2 separate regions of the Mus musculus genome follow, and region 2 is linked to region 1. The links are chromatin loops, found by intact Hi-C in ENCODE. Cell type or tissue: left cerebral cortex. All regions are shown on one strand. Links, peaks and the distances in the headings refer to the core of each region. The heading gives the core; the rest is flanking DNA.

Evidence for each region. Hi-C counts contacts between places; a loop is a spot of excess contacts. Peaks named below come from ENCODE experiments on the same cell type or tissue, not always from the same donor. Only the 100,000 strongest peaks of a DNase experiment are listed, where the experiment ranks them.
Region 2: a loop joins it to region 1, with 2.7 times the contacts of the local background. A loop is called at or near these places in 6 of 42 quality-filtered maps.

What each region holds. Positions count from the first base shown.
Region 1 is chr17:64,740,603-64,748,532 of GRCm38, forward strand. Man2a1 (mannosidase 2, alpha 1) reads left to right here. Exons shown (of 22, transcript NM_008549.2): 20 at 78-281. Among named protein-coding and RNA genes, the nearest start is that of Dreh, 23 kb to the right of the region's middle. In left cerebral cortex, for the core only: no CTCF peak of the experiment used is centred there; a DNase peak (open chromatin) is centred at 3,411.
Region 2 is chr17:64,618,030-64,625,959 of GRCm38, forward strand. It overlaps Man2a1 (mannosidase 2, alpha 1), which reads left to right. Exons shown (of 22, transcript NM_008549.2): 2 at 6,499-6,750; 3 at 7,278-7,422. Among named protein-coding and RNA genes, the nearest start is that of Man2a1, 20 kb to the left of the region's middle. In left cerebral cortex, for the core only: a CTCF peak has its summit at 4,424; a DNase peak (open chromatin) is centred at 4,437; H3K27ac peaks cover 653 bases.

The DNA.
Region 1 (7,930 bases), core at 2,093-4,592:
ACATTGTCAGACAGTGAACTGATTTGATGGGTGCTGCAGATATAAAACGTGTAAGCTTTTATGCTTTCTCTTGACAGGAAGAAGAAAAGAAGAGCCCTGTCAGCTACCCTTCCCTCCTCAGCCACATGACTTCGTCCTTCCTCAACCATCCCTTTCTCCCCATGGTACTAAGTGGCCAGCTCCCCTCCCCTGCCTTTGAGCTGCTGAGTGAATTTCCTCTGCTGCAGTCCTCTCTACCTTGTGATATCCATCTGGTCAACCTGCGGACAATACAATCAAAGGTAAATGCCAAAATATGTCTGTATGAACTCGCTTCTTATGTTCTAGACTTGGTTCAAGGGGTAAGCTTTGGAGCAGTTGCTCAGCAGGCCTGCTCTTGCAGAGGACTTAAGTTTAGTTCCCAGGAACCCGGATGAGTGGCTCACAACTGCCTATAACTAAACTCCAGGGTTCCCCTCCCTGCTCGTCTGGGCTTGTGTTTATACACACACACAGACAGAGAGAAAGCAAAACCACATACATAGATGAATAAAAACTTCAAAATAACATGTAGTAAGCATCCTTGTGCATTGTGAAATAATTACCAGGGCTTCACCTTTTGGCCACTATACTGTTAATTTGCAGTTTCTCTGGTTTAACAAATATTCCAATATTGATTTATTTATCTCTCCGAGCAGTCCTGTGTGGTGAATGGATCAGAGTTTGACCCTTTACCGTACCTGGAAGCCTGTGCTGACTGGGGTCTCATGATGCGGGCAGAGCTGGGATCTTCAGTTCTCGTCACTTCGTTGACTTTTGTTTATTAGCCAATGTTTTCACAGTCAGAGAAGCACTGAATGTATTGTCCACAAGAGATGCTTAGGTTTTTTATGTCTTTTGTTTGAAAGCATTGCAGATCGTGCCCTTGTGTTGAGAACCAACTTTTAGGATGTTTGAGAAAGAGCCTGGGAAGGATTTCTTAGGTTTCCAGTATAACTCCTTGTGTGTTTCCGTTTATATTTGCACCCATATTTTAAAGTAGAAAAGGTTGCACGTGGAGTGATTGCAGATCAAGTGTAATACAACTGTTTAGATGTTGCAAGCCGCCGCAGAGCTGAATGCAGTGTGTGGCAGGGATTCTGTGGGAAATATCTTGTAGCACATGGACTCAGTGTAAGGACCAGAAGGAGCTCAACCTAACATGAAAAAAGGATTTAAGATTAACAAAGGCAAACTCAGTAAGAAAGGATGGGTGTCTACACGGTGGGTGTTAGGTATTTACAGACTTCATACCCAAGAGAAGGAACTTACGCCAGGCTATGCAGGAAGCTGCATGACCTGAAATAATGAAAACAAACAGTGCCTAGCTGTGTGTGTGTGTGTGTGTGTGTGTGTGTGTGTGTGTGTGTGTGTGCAGAATGACTTGATTGATCCTGTGAGGTGACCATGCAGAATCTGTGTTAAGCATCCTAGCTGTTCGCCAGACACCGCACTCACAGTCGGCAACAGGCAGATGCCCTGGGCTCCTTGGGTGTCATTTCTAGTGGGAGGAGAAAGTTAACTGCAGAAGAAAAACTGGGTAAACACGTTAAATGGTCGTGAGAGTGAGGGAAAGCATACGGTGCCGGGAGCAGTTCAGAGAAGGTGATGCATGTCTGCTCAGGGTGGATAGCGGCCCCTGAGAGAGGGTGAGAATTGGGGTAGAAGCCTGGAGAGGTCAGGATATGAAGAAGGTCCATCCAGGTTTCTGAGAGGCTGTAAGGACAGTGAGAGGAAGCTCTCGGCAGACTCAAGAGCAAGTGTGAAAGTCATGAGTGGCACATGTGGCCAGAATGTGGGAGCTTAGCTCTTCTGTCCATTGCTACAGCTCCTGCCTTGAACAGAGCCCACACATGGAACGGGGCCTTCTTTGAATAAGTGAATCATGAGATTGTTTCCTCTAGTGTTTTATCATGTTCTTTTCTGCCTTCTCTTTTGGCCCATGAAGACCAGAGTGGCCCATGGAAAGAACAGATGAGGGCCAGGTAGCGTCTTTGAGGTCACGTGTCACAAATTCATAAGCTGAAAGGGAACACAAGGGCAGGAAAGGTTCCGCAGCACAGGTTCCTACATCTTGACATAGATGCAGGGCTCATTAGCAGCCTGAGAATGCCAAGGGCTTCTGACAGTTGGGGGGATTCTGCCCAGTGTCCCTCAGCCTCATTTATAGATGACTCATCTCCTGGGATTGTGTTAAAGGCGTGCTTTTCATGGAGTCTCAGTAGTTGCCCAAGTCACTCAGTGGAGAGTAGAGATACCTCTGTAGTCCAAGACTGGCCTGTTTTTCACATCATTGCTTTTTAATGGCAACTTTATGGCCTTTTTGTTGGCCGTCTTCCAGTTATAGGAGTCTAATTACTTCCTGTTCTAGTTTGCCTCTGTCTCTGTTGCTGTGATAAAACACAAAGGAACTTCTGGGAGGAAAAGTTTTATTTCAGTTTAACACTCTCAGGTATCAGTCTCTCCCTGAGGGAAGTCGTCGGGAACTCAAGAACCTAGAGCAGAAGCCATGGAGGACTCTTGTTGGCCAACTTGCAGTCTGAGCTACTGTTCTTTTATAGCCCTAGACCACCTACCGGGGAATGGCACTGCTACAGTGGACTGCATCCATCTATATCAGTCAGACAAAAGAATTCCTCTCAGACCTAGCCATAAACCAACTGTTAACAACAGCTCCTCACTCTGGGGTTTCCCTGTAGATGACACTGGGCTGTATGAAGTTGACAGTTAAGGCCAGTTGGCACCACCCATGTGAAAGTCCCATTCCCTACCAGACTAGTTGATGCCCTTGTGCATTTGGGCTCTATCCAGGCTACAGACACTCTACTGGCTGCAGCCACCTGCCTTCTCGTGGACCTTGAGACTGCTGACTTAGCTTAGTCTGTGTCAGACATACCTGCCCCAAGGATGTTATGAAAAGCAAAATGATGTTTGGAAAGGCTCTGAAAGACAGGGACACCCAGTAAAGCAGCAGTTGATCCTAATGATGCTTACAATATGCGACTGTGAGGAGAAGGACAGATTTGGGGCAGAGGGAATAGAGAGAAAGCATACATCCAGAGAACAGGTACCGAAATGTCTCTGGCATGGAACCAGAACCGAAGGCACGAGGCTGTTTCTGTGTGATCGGATCTGTTGGCCAGGTCCTGTGTTAGCTTTGGACTCTGAGCATGTGTTCAGAGTTGAGAGCACAGGAGATTGACTGGTCCATTGACACCTATAAAAAGTTGCTCTTTGTCCCTTAACCTTTACGAAAGGAAAGATCATTGTTTGGTGAAGCTGCCTAAAAATGTAGCCATTGTAACTCCACAAGATGCCAAAGAATTGACTGCAGAGCTAGAGAGGGATTGACCGGTGAATCATAGCCTCCATTTCAGGATTCTGAGTTGGCTTCCTGGCTCCACGTGCTGGCAGCATTCAGTATATGACAGTGTGAATCGTCTGGATTCTTGTAACTCCTTCCTCACAGAGCCCTGTTGATGTAGATATCCGTGTCTGAGAGATACCCAAGTTCGCACTGCCAGTGTGTCACTTAACATTTTCCCAGTACGTCTGACAGAGGCACTTGATCCTTCCTGCCTGCTAGCTGCAGGTAGTGGCGTTATGGGGCACCTTTTCTGCCCAGACCCCATCCATGGCCACTCAGTTCTAAATTTCAGCCTGGTTCTTGCTGACAGTGGATAAAAGAATTATGGGTTCAGAGAGCAGTGAGAGAGGTCAAGGGAGAGCTGGGCGTGCAGTGAGTGTGAGTCAAGGTTGGGCTGGAAGATGGTTCTATGGTTCAATTGAGTCCCAGTCTCCAGATTCTCTGAACTGAGCTCATGCCCATGACCTTCAGAAACAAAGATTGTAACAAATGTACCCAACTTGATGATTCTGGGCCTGTTTGTCTATAGATAGCAGAGCCTAGACGTGTAATAACAATTTAAATAACTGCTTAAAGTAATTTACTTAAAATAGCTTAAAATAAAAATTTAGAAAACCCTTCCCATTTGAGATTAGAAATGAATAAGTTACCTCCATTTAAAATAAGGGCTAGAGACTAAATTAAGATAAAATCCCCTATAAGGCCTGTTTCTGAGCCCTGTTTGTGGACGCAGAAGGTGTTGTTTGATCTTTTTCAGAATTACTGTTTCTGTTTGTGAAAGTTCCAAGCTTGTGGGCATCATCCTGTTACCAGTAGATGACCTTATGCTTTCATATAGGCATATTTACACTTGCACTTTCTGTATTTGAAAAGTAATTCCATACTGTGTATGTGTGTATGTGTAATGAGATGACAGGCACCTCAGGAGCCCTGTCACAGAACGTGGTGTGAGCTAGGTCATTCCAGCTGCTGCCTGCAAATGTAACTGCTAACCTTCTCACCTAACGTGCCTCATCACCCTCGCTTCTGTGAGCCTCCTTCTAGTGATCATTCTGCCCTCCCTTTGCCATCAGACACTTCAGGTGAAGCTTCTTTAAAGGTTTCAACCTGGGTAACATGAACACTGCCAGAGTATACTAAGCAGGAAAGTCTAGGGCACCAAGAAAGGATAACTCTTTAAGGAAAAGGGATTTTTGGTAGAGAGGATGCTGAAAGACTCATCTTAGTTACTTCCCAGTTGCTGTCCTAAAACACCATGACCAAGGCACCTTACAAAAAGAAAGCATTTAGTTGGAGCATGCTTGCAGTTTCAGAGGTCTAGTCCATTGTCATCATGGCAAGAAGCGAGGAAGCAGGCAGACTAGCACAGCACTGCAGCAGTAGCTGAGAGCTCACATCTTGAGACAACAATCAGGAGATGTCGAAAGGGAGGCTAACTAGGAATGGTGTGGGCTTTGGAAAGCTCAAAGCCCACCCCAGTGACACGCCTCCTCCAACAAGGCCACACCTCCTAATCCTTCCCAAACAGTTCCACCAATACATGAGCCAGTGGGGGCCATTCCCACTCAGATCCCTGCAGCTCCCATGGGAAGACGGATCATGATTCAGAACTCTACAGGGTGGACTTACAAATCACTCTTAGAACAGAGCAAGCCAAAGAGATATGCTGCCCAGCATCCAGCTGGGAGGTGGTGCCATCCTGCTTTATGGCTTTGAAAAAATCACATGTAGCTCACGTTCTGTCAACTTACTCCATTGTTATTTTTGTTGTAACATTCTCATTAATTCGCACATATTGCTCTGTTCTCTGTGTGATTTTTTTTAAGGTTAACTGTTCTTGCAAATAGTTAACCAATCATTTCAAAGTCAGTGCCGCTTTTAATGTGAAACTCTCTTTCTCTCTCTCCACTTGTTTACACCACCACCCCCATTCTCGTAAGTGGCACTTTGAGGTTTTCCTTTCTCCTGTTTTATAAGAATTGATTGGTGCTTTATTGATCTCCGTAGCTTCTGGAAAGGTGAAAATTGAAGGGGTGGGTGTTCTTTGTTGTACATATCTAAGAACAACTGCTCACCTTCCCTTAACATCCATCGTCTTATCTTGTTCATCAACACTAAGAACTGTTACTGGGCATTTTAATGAGTGTCCTGGAAAATGAATCTTTACCAGTTACTTTCTTCGGTCTTGGGACTTGCAGTGAAATGTGGGATTTTCCAAGTCTCTCCCTGCCAGAATACAATGAAGACGGGTGTTATATGGGCTACTAAGTAGGCTTCTATAACTGTCTAAATTCTTGAAGAATATGAGCAGTTTAGAGAAGGTTTCCTACAAGGTGTTTAGCTTGGCCTTCGTATGTGAACGCCTTGAGGTCCTATGAGGAGGCTATGTGGCCTGTGCTGCCCTTGGAGAGTCTGATCAGAGGTGGGGCTCATCCTGTGCTGCCTGTTACTCAGCACGGAAGGAAGAAGGAAGAAACACTGCTGGGAACGTTGCGGACCATCCTTTCTTATCTTCTCTTACAGAGTGTAGCCACCAGTGAGTTAGGTAAGGTCCTGGGGTACTAAACCAGGGTCATATCATTGCTCGGACACTGTAAGAGAGAATGCTTTGTGGTGGGGATGTTCCTGCATATTCAAACTTGCTAACAGTACATTATTTCATTAGCCATTTTGTTAACCATCATAAAGGCTGTTGTGGCATAAAGTAAGTTTGTCCATGCAAAGCATCATATGTCTTGTCTGGCGTACAGCCTGTGTTCAGTGTGTGTTAGTCACTGTCACTGTGGTGGTGTACAGCCTGCGTTCAGTGTGTGTTAATTGTCACTGTCCCTGCCACAATGCTTTGAGTGAGAAGAGGCTCTCACCCAGCTCCCTGCATTTACTGAAACTTAACGGTTATTCAAAACCTCATGACTGGCTTTCTCCGAGGAATGCCTTGTGAAGATCACTCTCCCACATCCGTTTGCAGGACTGGCCTCACAGCTAAGTTCTGTGTAGACTGATCTTATCTCCGAGAATGACTTCTGTGAGGATTGCTGACTGTGGACCGCCCAGCCTGACCTCAGGGATTCACACTTACATGTGACCTGGCCTATCTGGCAGACAGTTGTCACCATAGTACTTGGTGCTGTTTCCATATGATACACACCCACAACCCTCTCCTTCTCTGATGTCCTGATATTAATAACATGTTAGCGGATTTTTTAAAAATTATTTCAATCTATTTGCTTTCTAAGAGCACATCGTATACCTGTGTGAATGTATGAAGTTTTCTTGAATGTATATTCAACTTAAATTAACATTTTCCCATTTTTGATTTACTTTATTTTATTGAAAAAAAATTCATGGATATATTCTGATCATGCTCCCTCTTTCTCCAACTCATCCAAGATCCTTCCCACCCATTCAAGAGAATTCTCAAGAACTCCATGCCCGTCCCCCCTCTCTCTAATACAAACAGGCAAAACACTAAATCAGAAACTATAAAAGACAAATACAAGACAAATAAGATAAAAAAAAAACTCCCAAATAAATCAATATGAGACCAAAGTCTACGAAAATTCCCTTGGGTTTGTTTTGTGTTAGCCTCTGCTGCTGGGCATTGTGCCTGTCCTGAGGTGTGTCCATTGCACATAGCTTCTTGCGTAGCGGAAGCCCACAGCTACTTCCCCAGCTCAGCACTAGCACTAGGCAGACTTGCTCCCATTGCTGGAAATGGCAGCTATCTGTGGCTGAGGGTTTAGTTGAGGGCAGTTCGTTTGCCAGTGTTTACACATGTCCTCTCCAGAGTGGAAGTTCCAAAAGGGAGTGCCCGAAGGAGTCCCAAGCTTAGCCCAAAAAAAAGCCAAGTAAGATTAAAGGTTTACAAAATGCCATTGAGTTTATGTTGTTACCCAATGACTCCTGGGCATGGGCCGGCCCTAAGGTGTAGTAATGTACACACCGAGACTCCACTGGAGAAGACTAATTTGTCCTCTGCAAGTGGCTGTCACTTGCAGATAGCTCCTTGGTTAGGGGTGGAGGTTGTGTCAACATCTCCCCTCTGACTTGAACCTCTGAAGGTACTATGCACGCTGCCGCTGCCGCTGTACTAGTTCCTGTGTACTGCTGGAGGAAGTTTCTCTAGGGATTGCTGAGCAAGACACTGATCTATGATTATAACACGTCATTAGGAGTTATTACTATATTCCTTTAGCAGAATAGTAATTTCATGAATTTATGAATAGCAATTTAAGTGAAGCTCAAGTTTCTACTCACTGAGATACATAAGTAGTGCCTTTAGCAATAGGACTTTGCCTCTTGTTTGCTGAAGGCAATCAGTGAGCCTTGGCAGTAGCCCAGAATGTTTGAGCGTCTCCACAGTGTCCCTTGACCAAAGAATCAACTAAATATAACCCATCCCTGACACTGGAAGCTTCACTTGCTGGTGAAAGATATCTGTCTGGGGCATCTGTTCCCTGTCATTTGGCAATTCCATGTAGATTTCTCTCATGTGTGTATACATCTTAGGAATAGTCTACAGCACTAGATTAAGTAGCTTTTATA
Region 2 (7,930 bases), core at 3,077-5,576, 120 kb before region 1:
TCTGAACCAGGGCCAGCTTGCGTCACTGTTTTTGCTAAAGGGACTTGACCTGATGAGAACGTGTTTAGAAAATGATTAACCATCATTTGGTGTTATATTATGGGCACATTCAATCCCAGACTCATGGAGGAGGCAAGAACGGGACATGGGATCCCCTGGAGCTTCAGGATGTGGGTGTTGGGAATGGAATTCTGGTCCCTGGGACCAGCACTAGATGCTCTTTAGTGCTGAGCTGCCTCTTGAACCCCTATCAGAGGGTCTTGATGGAGTGGAGTGACACTCCCACATCAGTGGGAGTGATTCCCACATCAGTAAAGTGGAAAAGGAAGATATAAAAAGAAAGGGTGGAATTGATCAAGAGTTTCAGCTCATGAATACACATTAGGCTGATGCGTTCTCTCCTTTGGTGCTTATACCAAGCAATCAGTTTTTTTTCTAATTAGAAACTTAGGTGAGAAATGTATTGTGGAGATGGGACAAAGCATTGTTTTGAGTTTCTCCATAGCATGTGAAAACCAGCTTCTCGAGTTGGAGCAAACACTGAGGGCTTGTGGTGGAATTGGACAGACTAGGAATCTTTGCCCTTAGAAGGGAGCCACATATACTGTCCTTGTCAGAGGTCATCATTGTCAACCTGTGGCCAACCCTAGGTCACACTCGTTTTCAACTGGACCATAAAGTCCACTCTGTTAATGAAGGCTTTCCATTCTTTTAAAAATATTTTATTATTTTTTAAGTGTGTGTGTATGTCTGTGTGTGTGCATGAATTCAGGTACCACAGAGGCCAGAGGTGTTGGATACCCCTGGAGCTGGAATTATAGACAGTTGTGAGATGCCTGATGTCAGTGCTGGGAATTGAACCCAGGTCTTATAAGAGCAGCATGCATTCTTAACTGTTGAGCTATCTTCCCAGTCCTGACATTTCTACTCTTTCTTACTTTATAATTTATTTTTTGATACAACAAAGATTAATTTTTTTCATAAGAGATCATGAGTGTTTTGTATCATGGGTTGTGGATTATGTGCCCAATACTTTCATGTCCTAGAGCATGGTGGGCAACAGCCTTTCATGTGTTCCTTGGTTTTCTCTTGTAATGCATAATTGAGATGCTCCTGAGAGTCGGGTGTTGTGCCAGCCATCAGGCATGGGGAGCAAAACAGCTGCCCACTTAGTGGGGAAAGAGGGATGTCACGCATGAGTCATCCACTGGGTGATTGTGATAATGCTGTGGAGAAAATGAAGTGACGTGGAGAAAGAGTACTATACCGAAGGCTATTTTAGATAGAATAGCTGAGAGGGCATTTAAGGTATCTTTTAGGGAGACAGTTGAAGCATTGTACAAAGGGAAAAAAATATGCATTAAGTCAAGAGAGTCGGCAAGAAGGAGCTGACTTGGAGCTGGGATACAATTAGGGCAAGGCTAAGTTGGGAAAGATTGTTGCGTGCATCCCGGTGTTAACGGAGGGGGTCACTCTGTGCTTTGACTGTGATGAAGAATGCTCCAAATGCAGTAAGAAGCTACAGTGGATATTACAGCAGGCTGTTATCTGGGCAAGGCATGGATGGCTAAACATGCACATAGGGAGACAGAGTTGATTCGGAAAATTACTAGTGCCTTGTAGTCAGGGTGTTGGGAGGGTGGAGGGAGAGAGGTTTATTGATTCAACAAGTATGTTGGAGATAGATAGGAATTAGGTATGGAGGCATCCTGAGGACAGAGGAAGAATCAGGACACCAACATTTTGAAGGAGCTGCCTGGGGAGACCAGAGCTGCTTTCCGGAGATAGGAGAATGTTGTAGCTCTGGGAGAAGGGTGTGTTCAGCAGGTAGGGTTGATGTCAAATAGAGCAATCAGTAGGTGCTTGCAGCTCTGGACTTGCCTTTCAGAGGTTTCTGCAGAATATGTACATGAGCACAACATGACATTTAAGCCTCTGAGTGGATGAGCTTATCCAGTATAGAGACGTCGTAGACGTTGTAGCTATAGGTGCTAACCCGGAGGCTGACATTCAGAGGTCAGAGAGAGAAGGAGCCACAGGAAGAAAGTAAGGGCACATGGAACCGCAAATCAGGTCAGTCACTGCAGTTTCTAGGATGAGGGCACTCTGTGGTGTGTTCCTGGAGATGACGAGGTCCCAGCATGCTTTGCATCAGGCTGGGCATATATGCATCGGGGGAATTGATGTGGGCAGTCTTTAGTGAGATGGACAAAATCTGAATGCAATGGGCCTGTGAGTGAGCTGGGAGTGTAAGACAGGAAGAGTGCAGAGTCCACGCTTTGCAAATCCTCATGTGTCCGAGGAGCGTGGGCTGCCGGCAGATGACAGAGTCATGGAAACATTTTCTGGCTCTCTCCAAGCACACAGACCCAGGCGCTGGGAAGCCCTGCTGTCAGTCTCAGGCCGAGCTGGGAATCCATTGCAGAGAGTCCTGGAGATAAAAAGCTTGAAGGATCTGTTGCTGTTATCTAGATAACAAAGCAGGGATTTGCTCTGTCTACGTTTTTTACCTCATCAGGCCTTTGGTGACAGATGTTGCTCCACATGAGAGCTGATCTTCCCCACTCAGCCCACTGGCCCAAGGTTCTTTAAAAATGCCTTCTAGACACAGAGCTAGTCCTGTGATGCTACTCAGGGTGACATGCTTGGATTGTCCCTTTTGATAGAAGAAGGGAGGGTCCCAGCACCGATTAGCAGAAGCTAACCAAGCTACGAAGTACAGTAGATGGCTGGATTTTGCCCCTTTTCAAGATCCCTTGGGAGTCCAGTTTAATGGCATCCTGGTGAGCCATGTCTTGTAGTTAAGGGAGGCACAGGGGTGTGGCTGACTTTTAAAGATGCAGATAGTGGGGCTGGAGAGACTGCTCACCCTGGGTTCTTCTCTCAGCACCCACACAGTGACTCAGCTATGTGTACCTCCAGTACCAGGGAACCTGATACCCTCATCTGTCTTCCCTGGGCATCACACACATGTGGGGCAGAGTCATACATGCCGTCAAAAATCTCATACACATAATAATAAATTAATTTAAAATTTAAACATATTAGACTACATTATGTCATAAGCCTATGAGACCGTCTGCTTCCCGTCGGTTGGAGTAGGAGAACTGCCACACCACTGGGCATGGGGAGTTTGAACCTGCAGCCTTGAGAGGATTTCCCCAGGAGTGAAGCCTCGGAGGAGATGACAGAGGTGGGCTTGGGCTTAGAAATTGGGAGGACCCTGGCCTCTGCTTGTGAGGCCTCTGAGCTGTGGAAGGAAAGACAGCCCTCTTTGCAGGTGAAGCCTGAAGGAAGAAGATGCACAATCAGCCGTGCTTGAGTGGTCACAGTAACTCTCGTCGCCAGCAGCCCGTGTCCTCCCTGGGGCAGATCATTATGTAATGTGTTAAGAGTTGGCTGTGGACAGTGATGGATCTCTTTCCTAGGATGGAGTGGGCACCGATCCTGGTCTACCTCGTTGTAGACTCTAAATTAGCTCTGCCCAACGTCTTTGATATGTGCCAGCTTTTCCCTCAGCTCTTCTCTTTCACCACTAGCAGAGAAAAATCAAATATGACCTTCTTCCCCCTCCCCGGCAGAACAGGGCTGAAGATGCCTCCCCATAGAACTGATTAGCAAATCAAAGGATAACACGCTTTTCTCACCAGTGGGTTTCTTGCCCTACAGAAAACTGTCTTTTTCAGTATTCCTATCAGCATTCTTTGACCTGTCAGCGTAATTGAAACATTATCTATCATTTCTGTTTCTTTAATGCACACCACAGGTACATCCCTTCAGGCCACACCATTTCCTCCCAGCCATGTGGGTGGAGTTTGCCTATGAGGTATATGGTAAGGATTTTGGCTGTTTGGAGGGAGACCTTATTCCGGTGTGTAATATAATTTAAAAATGGTTTTCATTAGACCATTAATGCTGACAGAGCCTCAGGGCACACTCTTCTACCCGTACTTAAGTTACTATAGAACCCTGGGCACTGGTTGTTAATTGTATCTTCAGAGCTATCATGAAAGTGAAAGCCACCTTTAATGTCTGTTGGCTCCCTCTTCCCAAACCGTAGCAGGTGATGTTTATACTGAGTCTTTCTCTGACACGGAGGGTTTGGGAGCAAGGCCCATAGCAGAAGCTTTCCCTAGACTGCTCCTTGCCCTCCTCACTGTGAGTGTTGAGCTACAGTGGGCAGCTGGGCTAAGGATGTGGGTCCAGGGGGAACCTCGTCCAAGCACAGAGAACCTTGGAGAGGTGTATCATGCTCAGGCAGCCTCGCATAGTATCGTTAAAAGCTCTGAGAGCACACCAAAGCTTCATTTTAGGGAGATAGTGCGACAGCTCTGAAGGTCTGATTCTGCACAGAATGGGGACTTGCTTGATTGAGACCTCGGTGCTACGATGGCCTCTGGAGGGAGTTTCGGTTTCGAGACTGGAACTCCTCAGCAGGATGAGTCAGAACAATTGTAGGAAGCTCCAGGCTGTTCTGATGTGGTCATGTGTGAAGAATCTCCCCATTTGTTCCCTGTAACTATGGAAGTGTGGACAGAGACACCGTGCGTTTGACTCTCAAGCCTTTTTATTCTTTCGGGTTCCATGGGGAGCCACAGCAGAAGAGGGCTTTAGGTCTTTGCATAGCACAGAACTGCTGGCCCTCATAGCCAACACTGATGTGGCCTTCGTTGGTATGGCGGGCATGGCCAGCCTTTTTCCAGTGTACTGGCATGGCCATGGTATTACAATCTACATGTTTATACTCTGGAATTGTACACTCTAGTTATAAAAACAGCCATACAGGAAACCTCATCATGTTAGAGGCAGTTTAAACAAATAAGCTTTTTGTGTTGGGCCACATCTATAGTTCTGCGCTGCAGGCTGGAGGCTCCTGGCTACCTTATCACTAAAGGGCTCTGGTGATCTGGAGCCCACATGATTTCTCTCTCTTCTAGGTATGATCAGAGAGTCAGTCCTGTGTTGAGACCCTAGGTCTCCTTGGCTATGCTGTGTCCTCTTTGCACTTTATCTGCCTACCCAACTTTATGAGTATAATTAAATCTTTGACTCACTGTTAAACCAACAAATATTCACAGTAGGTTAAAAACAATGTAGGTTTTAGTTAGATGTTTTGTCAAAATTGCACCATTGTAGATATTATGTCTTTCCTTTTGCTTCCTCCAGGTTGTCAATTTTCATCAATATTCTATTTAGATAAGTTTGTGTAAGGTCTTCAGATTTTGTTATTCATTAAAAAATTACTTAGAAGCTGGGCATGGTGGTGCACGCCTTTAATCCCAGCACTCGGGAGGCAGAGGCAGGTGGATTTCTGAGTTCAAGGCCAGCCTGGTCTACAGAGTGAGTTCCAGGACAGCCAGGGCTACACAGAGAAACCCTGTCTAAAAAAAAATCCAAACAAAACAGAACAAATTCTATGATGGGTGTTTTAACTGCACGTGTGTCTATACCACTTGCATTTCTGGTGTCCACCATTGGGTCCCCTGGTACTGGAGTTACAGATGGTTGTGAGCCACCATGTGAGAGCTGAGAATCAAATCCAGGTTGTCTGGAAGAGTAGATAGTGCTGTTAACCAGAGCCATATCTCTGGTTCTTTCTTCTTACACTTATTAAAGATTTTTTTTTAATTTTATTTTAAAGTGTATGTTTGTGGTGTGTGCGTATGCATGTGTGTTGCTTATAATGCTATCTTGTATATTCAAACACACACATACATACACACACATGTATGACAGTATATATCTTAGGTATTTTTGTCTTCCCACCGTGTGGCATTCTTCCCAACCCTAGACTTACAGTTCAGAGCAGTTATTGAGAAACATTTTACAAATGCATGAATATCTTTCCTGTACTTGGAACTGAGCATCCAGGGTTGAACAAGTCAGAGATGGATCTTCCTGCCATTAGCTGCAGGAATTGGGAAAGCAAGGTTGTAAGGATGTCAAGCTTTTTAATGTGGGGATCAATTAAAAACAAAAATGCCCTGCATGTCACACAGCATAATAAAAGCACCCTGACTGGCTTATTAGGGCATGCTTATGTCTGTGGCAGTTAAGAGTTGATGAATTGATTTTTTTCTAGATTGTTCAGTATGTGTTAACAAAGGGAGGTAGAGCACTCTCATTCAGCTTGTATGGTTTTTGACCCTGCAAATTAACCCCAGTCTATTTTGCTTAAATTTCAAACTTCACTCTTGAATATAACATGTATCTGCAGTAGTGGTTCTAGAGGCCCTAAGATCGGTTAGGCCTGGATTTGGGGAGACAAGGAAATCATCTGTAAATATCCCGGCCATCGTCTTACACTTTAAAGATTAGATAAAGACAGTGGTTACAGAAAGGTCTTATGCTATAAGAAGGTATTTCAGACCTAGCTGCCCATGTGCTGTGTGTTTGTGCATATACAAGTGGACAGAGGAGGGTGACCGCTGGTCCCCTGCGTGCCTTGGCAGAGCCCGCAGTCATGGTTCCCATAGCCACCTCTTCCTCTTCTTTCAGGGCCAGCTTTCAATATTGCAAGAAAAGATTGACCATTTGGAGCGTTTGCTCGCTGAGAACAACGAGATCATCTCAAATATCAGAGACTCAGTCATCAACCTGAGCGAGTCTGTGGAGGACGGCCCGCGGGGGTCACCAGGCAACGCCAGCCAAGGCTCCATCCACCTCCACTCGCCACAGTTGGCCCTGCAGGCTGACCCCAGAGACTGTTTGTTTGCTTCACAGAGTGGGAGTCAGCCCCGGGATGTGCAGGTAACGGGCAGCCGCTGGTCATCAGTGGCCTGTTTGTTTCCTTGTTTTCAGGTTTGCCTCTGGGTCTGCTTTACTCCGTACGTTTCTAAGCTCTGGGCTCCAGCATTGCCTTTTGCCATGATTTGTTTGGTCATCATCGTTTTAGTTTGTTAGTGATACGATTCACACTCTCAGCTCTGTCTGATTGCTCCTGAGCACCACCATTTTGGATGCCTTATTGTGTTTCTGAAATCACACTGCCACTTAAAGCAAAAGAAGGAGGGATTCTGAAATCATGTTTATCCAGAGCAGATGGGGAGGCCTCATTTATCCAGTAGTTACTTGGCACAAACAGCCTTCCAAGCCTTTGAGTGATTATCAAATGCCTTTGGCCTAAAAAGTTTCCATTGATATTTTGCAGAGTTTTTATATACTGATAAAACAAAACAAAGCAAAACAGCAAAGAGAATCTTTGAGGGAATGTTGTCCAGAATTTAGTATAAATTAACAGTGGTTAAAGTTTAACTTTTTTTCTTTCGTATTTTTAGATGTTGGATGTTTACGATCTGATTCCTTTTGATAATCCAGATGGTGGAGTTTGGAAGCAAGGATTTGACATTAAGTATGAAGCGGATGAGTGGGACCATGAGCCCCTGCAAGTGTTTGTGGTGCCTCACTCCCATAATGACCCAGGTAAAGGCTTCCCTGCCCAGGAGCTCCAGCCAGCTCGTCCAGCACCCACGTACTGTGCTGAGAGGCTGGGAGAGCCCATGCCTCTCAGACTTCACCATGATGTAGTCTTTTTATGTCATGTCCTCAGTTTACCTGTTTATACCATTACAGGCTAGGATGTATAGAGCAGGAAACAATGATAGCCACACATTTTAGGGTACCCATAGTTTCCTTTACTTACTTCTGGTGAAATCTTTCACGGGAAGTTGGAGAGATCGTTATAAGTTAAGGCACTTTCCATTCTTAGAGGACCCAAGGTCAATTCCCAAAGCCCACAGAGTGGTTCACAACCACTCATAATTCCAGTCAGTTCTAGGAGCTATCTCACCCTCTTTGGACCTCAGCAGGAGTGAGGTATGCACACGGGCATGAGAGCAAAGCAGTCATATCTATAAAGTAAAATAAGTGTAAAAAAATTAAAAAAAAATAGGACATTAGAGAATCATGCCTGGAAATTCCACTTCAACAA